2 separate regions of the Homo sapiens genome follow, and region 1 is linked to region 2. Evidence: chromatin contacts called from ENCODE Hi-C or POLR2A ChIA-PET data. All regions are on one chromosome and are shown on one strand. The core of a region is the stretch at or near the end of the contact, and the rest is flanking DNA. Distances in the headings are between cores, read along the strand shown.

What was found. A loop is a pair of places that touch in the nucleus more often than their neighbours do. ChIA-PET counts read pairs that join two places held with the same protein, here RNA polymerase II (POLR2A).
Region 1: a map of breast epithelium shows a loop between it and region 2 (12-fold over the local background). The contact joins two enhancer-like sites. A Hi-C loop is called at or near these places in 1 of 168 maps with a recorded cell type or tissue (breast epithelium). POLR2A ChIA-PET finds 5 or more read pairs at or near these places in 1 of 52 experiments (H1).

Annotation. Positions count from the first base shown.
Region 1 is chr14:68,960,939-68,963,638 of GRCh38, forward strand. All of the region lies in intron 1 of ACTN1 (actinin alpha 1), which reads right to left. It overlaps LOC124903336 (a long non-coding RNA gene), which reads right to left. Exons shown (of 2, transcript XR_007064228.1): 2 at 2,526-2,700. Among named protein-coding and RNA genes, the nearest start is that of ACTN1, 17 kb to the right of the region's middle. RefSeq lists an enhancer at 976-1,671. Within about 2 kb of position 1,398, at least 9 of the 41 ENCODE cell types and tissues checked have a DNase peak (open chromatin) inside an H3K27ac peak, as active enhancers do; they include breast epithelium, where a contact is called at or near this core.
Region 2 is chr14:68,546,929-68,549,628 of GRCh38, forward strand. It overlaps a transcript of RAD51B not described here. Among named protein-coding and RNA genes, the nearest start is that of RAD51B-AS1, 140 kb to the right of the region's middle. RefSeq lists an enhancer at 549-1,140. Within about 2 kb of position 1,408, at least 31 of the 41 ENCODE cell types and tissues checked have a DNase peak (open chromatin) inside an H3K27ac peak, as active enhancers do; they include breast epithelium, where a contact is called at or near this core.

The DNA of each region.
Region 1 (2,700 bases), core at 148-2,647, 410 kb after region 2:
GCACCTGTAGTCCCAGCTACTCAGAGGAGGCTTAGGTGGGAGGATCCCTTGAGCCCAAAAGTTTGAGGCTGCAGTGAGCTATGACAGCACCACTGCACGCCAGCCTGGGTAACAGAGTGAGACCCTGTCTCTAAAACGAAATAACAAAAAACCCTGTTATACACGAGACTTTTAATATATCCACCTCAAATGCTTTTTGGAAAGAGGCAGGAAAGTACAAATAAACATGTATTTATGAAACAATCTCTATACTTGGATCTCACTTTCTCCAGGCAAGGAACATAAAGGCTGTGTAACTATATAAGAAAAAGTGTTTTTGATAAAATGCCAAGTGGGGAAATAAAAAAGCAGAGCTAATTTTTATGTACACTATGATTACCGCTATCAGAATAATGCAGGCATGAAGATTAAAAATAAAAATAGGTTTCTGAAAATATAAATGGTTATGTTTAGGAGAAAGGGTCTAAGATGGTCATTTTTCTCCCCTAACTTATCTATCTTCTCAAATGGAAACAGAGGCCCATGTGGGTGAAGCAAGTAAGGCAAGCAGAGGCTAGAAACGCAGTGTTCCCCTGGGTGTTCTGATGCATCTCACAGGCCGCCACACGGGGCACAGGGCGCGGGGGCACGGGGGTGGGCTATAGGCCCTATGTGGATCCTGAGGGACCAGCCCCCAGTGGGTGGTGCCATGGATTTCACAGGGTCTTGGATAAAAATGGCTTGTACACTCAAGTCACAGCTGTTTGAGATTCTTGCAATACCCCCGACATGTTCTGATCACTCCCTCACAACTGGGCATCTGGGGAGGGGCACAGAAGGAGGAGGCAGGAGCCATGACCCTGGCTGGCCTCAGATGCCTAGGACTTGGTGGGCAAACTAGTTGCTCCTCATCCCTCCAGCACCAGATCAGAAGCCACTCCCCACGGGAAGCATTCCTCATCCACCTCCAGAAACTACCCCCACGCCCGACCGACAGGCATTCACACCCACCCAGCCTGTACTTCTCCTTCACAAGACACCCTGAAAGCTTGCCCTCGGCACCCATCTACCCCCTGGACCACAAGCCCTGGCCCAGTACAGCTGTGGCTGGTGTGCAGCCCACATCAGCTGAGTGGCCGGCAGAGAGAATGGCTCACCCTCTGCAACACAGCCAAGGTTTAGCCAACTAGGCTAGCAGCTTCCCCGAGTCAGGATCCCCACTGATGCCAGAATGGCTGGCAGCTGCCTTTATTGCCCTGCATCTTTTACGACAAGAGCCCACATCCAGGGCACGGGCGCCTGGGTGGTCTGAGGAGGGGGTAGAGGCAGGGTCCACTGCTCAAATTCCCGCCTAGCCTTGGCGAGCAAGCAGGAGAGGCAGGGCTGACTCACCAGCTCGCAGGTGGAGTGAGCTCATTCCCTTCCAGGGCATCCTTGGAACTGGAAACCCACGGCAGTGATGGTTCCCATGGCAACGGGCCAGCACCTCCTCCACAGCCGCCTTCCCAGGAGCACCATTTGCCTGTGCCCACAGGTCACTTACCCACCCTCCCCAGCCTAAATCTCAGAACTCAGAGTAAGGAGAGGCCTTGAAGGCCAGGCAATGCAGAGCCCTCCTCCCTCCACACCCCAGCCCTGCCTGCTTCCAACCTGAGACTACTTCAACACATTTAAGACCATGAAACTCTCGCCCAACCATGCATCCCTTCTTTGGAAGGCTGTTAGAAATTCTATTCTGAGCCAGATTCCATGTCCACACAACTCTCACCAAGTCCTACTTCTCCCCATTGGGTCAACCCAACACATCCCCTCTTTCAAATGACAGCCTGGAGCCTGCTCTAAGCAGCCCAGGTCAATCAAATAGTCCTGATACAGTTTCTGCCCTTCCGCACCCGCTGTGTGGGTTTCTTTGCATGGGATTATATTGGTCTATAATCCTCTCAATGTGTGGAGTCTAATTCAGGCAGCCACGCACTGAGCAGGTCTCAGGACAAGCCTGGTGCCTGCTACTGCCCTAAAGATGCCCAGAGCTTGTCCCTCACTGATTCACCAGTCCTCACTGTTGCCCACTCCCAAATATCTTTCACTCCAGCTGCACCCAGCCCACTCCTCACTCACCTCCTGCCCCTCCCTCCCCAGAACTTTGCACTCCCTTTTTCTTACCTTTGGTTACACCCTTTGCAGGCCCACCTCCCCTTGACCCTGCCCCCGCACCCGCTTGGCCTGACTCACATATTCCAGATTTGATTTTTAGCTCACATGATCACCTCCTCCAGGAAGTCCTACCTGTCTCCTCCAGGATGGGCTGGAGCCTTCCTTGGAACTCCATTCTCTATACCAGATGTGATATCTTTGTATATGACAAGGAAATTGCCCGTCCCTGGGTCTCTCACTCACAGGCCTCCTTAGAGACAGAGACCATGCATCTGTCCCTCATCTGGAAAGAATGTCTGCTTTATGTTTGTTAAGTCTGGGTGGCAAGCAGGTAGATATTCATTTTATGATTCTCAATGCTTTTTCTTATGTTTGAAATGTCAACTTTAAAAAAAGATGATCCACAGTAAACATGAGTTGAGTAGATGAACTAGGGCTGGCTGCAGTGCCTTCTGCCCCAGTGTGTGTTTGAGAATCTCACGTATCCAGCTGAACTCACCCTTCAGAAACTTTCCTCCCACCTGGGGCTGGAACCCAACACCACCTGGCCAGTTATCCAGAGCAGTT
Region 2 (2,700 bases), core at 158-2,657:
TGCAGTTTATCAGGACTTTCTCCTTCTAGCACACCCTGAGGGTGAGGCCAGAATTAGTCATGTGCTGAATGGTCTGCCTATTTCATGATGTTCTCAGCTTGGAAACATTTTTTTTGTGCAACTCCAACTCAAGCACCAGCAAATCCAGCCTCTCCTCACCTCCTATTACAAATGGCTGTCATGGACTAGACCGGTGCCTAACAAACAGCCCACACTTCGGGATCTGAGTTCAGGTTCCGGCACGATTAGTGCAGGTGGCTTCTGGCTCTAAATCTCTCAGAGGAGACATCTTCTTCTGGGGGCTGATTCACACGTGAGTGCTGATCATGACCTTGTGTCGGGATTAACCTCCTTTCTCAGCATCTCCTGCTACATTCCATCTGTTTCTAAAGACACCTCATTCTGCCTTCCTTCCGGCCATCCACTGTTACCTTTCACTTCCTGTCGGCACGTACAGGCCAGGGACTTTACTCAAGTCACTGAACATTTTGGGGAAATGAAATGAAAACATAAAGAGAAGGCCAGTCCACAAAACAGCTCAAAATGGAGATGCTCTGGCTGAAGGAAGGAGTGTTGGGGTCCAGGAGCCCCGCTCACTCCTCAGCACCCGGGAGCATCACGGAATCTAAGGTGAACCTCCGGGGCAGGAGACACAGCACTGGCCTTAGAGTCCACAAGCCCGGGTTCCTTGGCCCTGTCTCTTTCCCTCTCTCTGTTGTCTGTAGCTCCCTCCTAGCTCTGAAACTCCAAGTACAAGTGAGCAGGTCATGAGTCACCAAGCCTCTTTTCCTGGGCGTTTTTCCTTCCGGGGAGAGAACAGCCAGGCTTGGACAAAAAGTGTTGGGACACCCTGAAGCAGAACACACTCCCTGTCATTCCTGGCCTCACTCTCCTCCAGAACGAAAGCACCCAGACCTGCAGGCCTTTTTTAGGAATGAAGTCACTGGTCTGTGTAGGTTGACAGAGTGTCCTTGGAAAAGGCTGCTTGGGAAGGAAACTCACAAGGCATGGGTATCCCCACTGGAAGAATCCAGAGCAAAACCCTTCTGGAAATCCCCCACCCCACATATACACAAGGAAACTCCATGGAAGGCATCCTGTCTTGGAGGCCTCAGTGGGTTCCTCCTGGAGAGTTTAAGGGGAGGGAGGCAGAGGAGGAAGGAGAGAAACCTAAAGTCAGCAGGATATTCTCATGTTCTCTCTCTGTTAATTGCCTCCTCTCTTTTTCTAAGAAGGCTGAGATACCGAGGCTTCCTCACCCACCACCCCTTCCTCTACCTCCCCTTAGTGCTGGGTGAGTTCATCCATCAGGACCCCTGCCTGGGACTGTCCTCACTCTCCCGCTGTGGCTCACTTGCCCCCAGGGCCCATCCCAGCCCAGCCCAGCCCTGCCCAGCCCAGCCTGCTGCATGCTTCTACCCCGGCTCCCACTCAGGCTCGTGCGTCACTGCTATTCATCTTGTTTAGTGCTTGGCTTGGCTGCAGATGCTGTAAATATGGTAATTTTAGACTCCCTGATTGGAAAGGATTGCAGAGCGGGTTGTGGGGGAGGACGGCAGTTTGATTTACTCCGCAGGAGCTGGTTCCGAGATGGCTCTCCACCCTCTGTGCACGCCTCTTCTCCAAGCTGTGCCCCATCAGGCCCTACTCTTAGTGTTGAGTCCTGACTTCTTGGGGTCTTGGGAGAAATGAGAGGGACAGAGTGGATGTCTGTGCGTTCTGGGCCTGAAGAATTGCTGGTTAGCACAGAGCATCACATGCAAGGAGGCCGGAAGTGTAGTCAGTGATGCGCAGGGTGGGCGTCCTGACACTGCTAAGACAATGCCCAAGGCTGATGACCCAGGATTATCCCCCCACCCAGGGCACACTGGGGATGAAGTGGGGGCTGCCCGAGGCCTCTGACCCCTTCTGAGCTCTCTCCCTTTTCTGTTCTCCTTTCTTTCCTGACCTCCCTCCATGGGGGGCCATCAGTCCCCAGGGCCTTCTGCCAGGCACTCACAGGGTTGTCAGCAAATCCCTCCTCCCACCCCTTTGTTGAATAAAGACCTAATTTGCATTTGATTACAGGACCCCTGAGTGGGTAGGGGTGTATTCAGATCCCCAGGGAGTGACTGTGAGGCTGGCATTTCAGGCCCTGGGAGTCAGAGTGGGAGCTGAGGGTTTTGAGCCCCAGGAGTAGGTCAGGTTCTTCAAAAGCCACCAGATAGTCTCCCAGCTGTCTGTCTTATCTCCTCAGGACAACCCTAACTCCAAGGCTGGTGACTGAGTCAGACTTGGAACATCCCCGTTTTTGAGCCACAGTCTATAGTCACAGAATGTTCCAGGGGGAGGGATGGGGGGAGAAAAGGAGGGCACAACTCACATTTCTTTGAGCCCCAAACTTCATTTGACCAGTGAGGAGTGGCTTGCACCAAATCATTGGTGCAGCTAACCACAAGAATGTTAGCTCTTATCTAGTGCTTCATCCATGCCCTGGACACATTTTTTTTTTTTTTTTTTTTTTTTGAGACGGAGTTTCGCTCTGTCGCCCAGGCTGGAGTGCAGTGGCGCGATCTCGACTCACTGCAAGCTCCGCCTCCCGGGTTCACGCCATTCTCCTGCCTCAGCCTCCCGTGTAGCTGGGACTACAGGCGCGCGCCACCATGCCCGGCTAATTTTTGTATTTTTAGTAGAGACGGGGTTTCACCGTGTTAGCCAGGA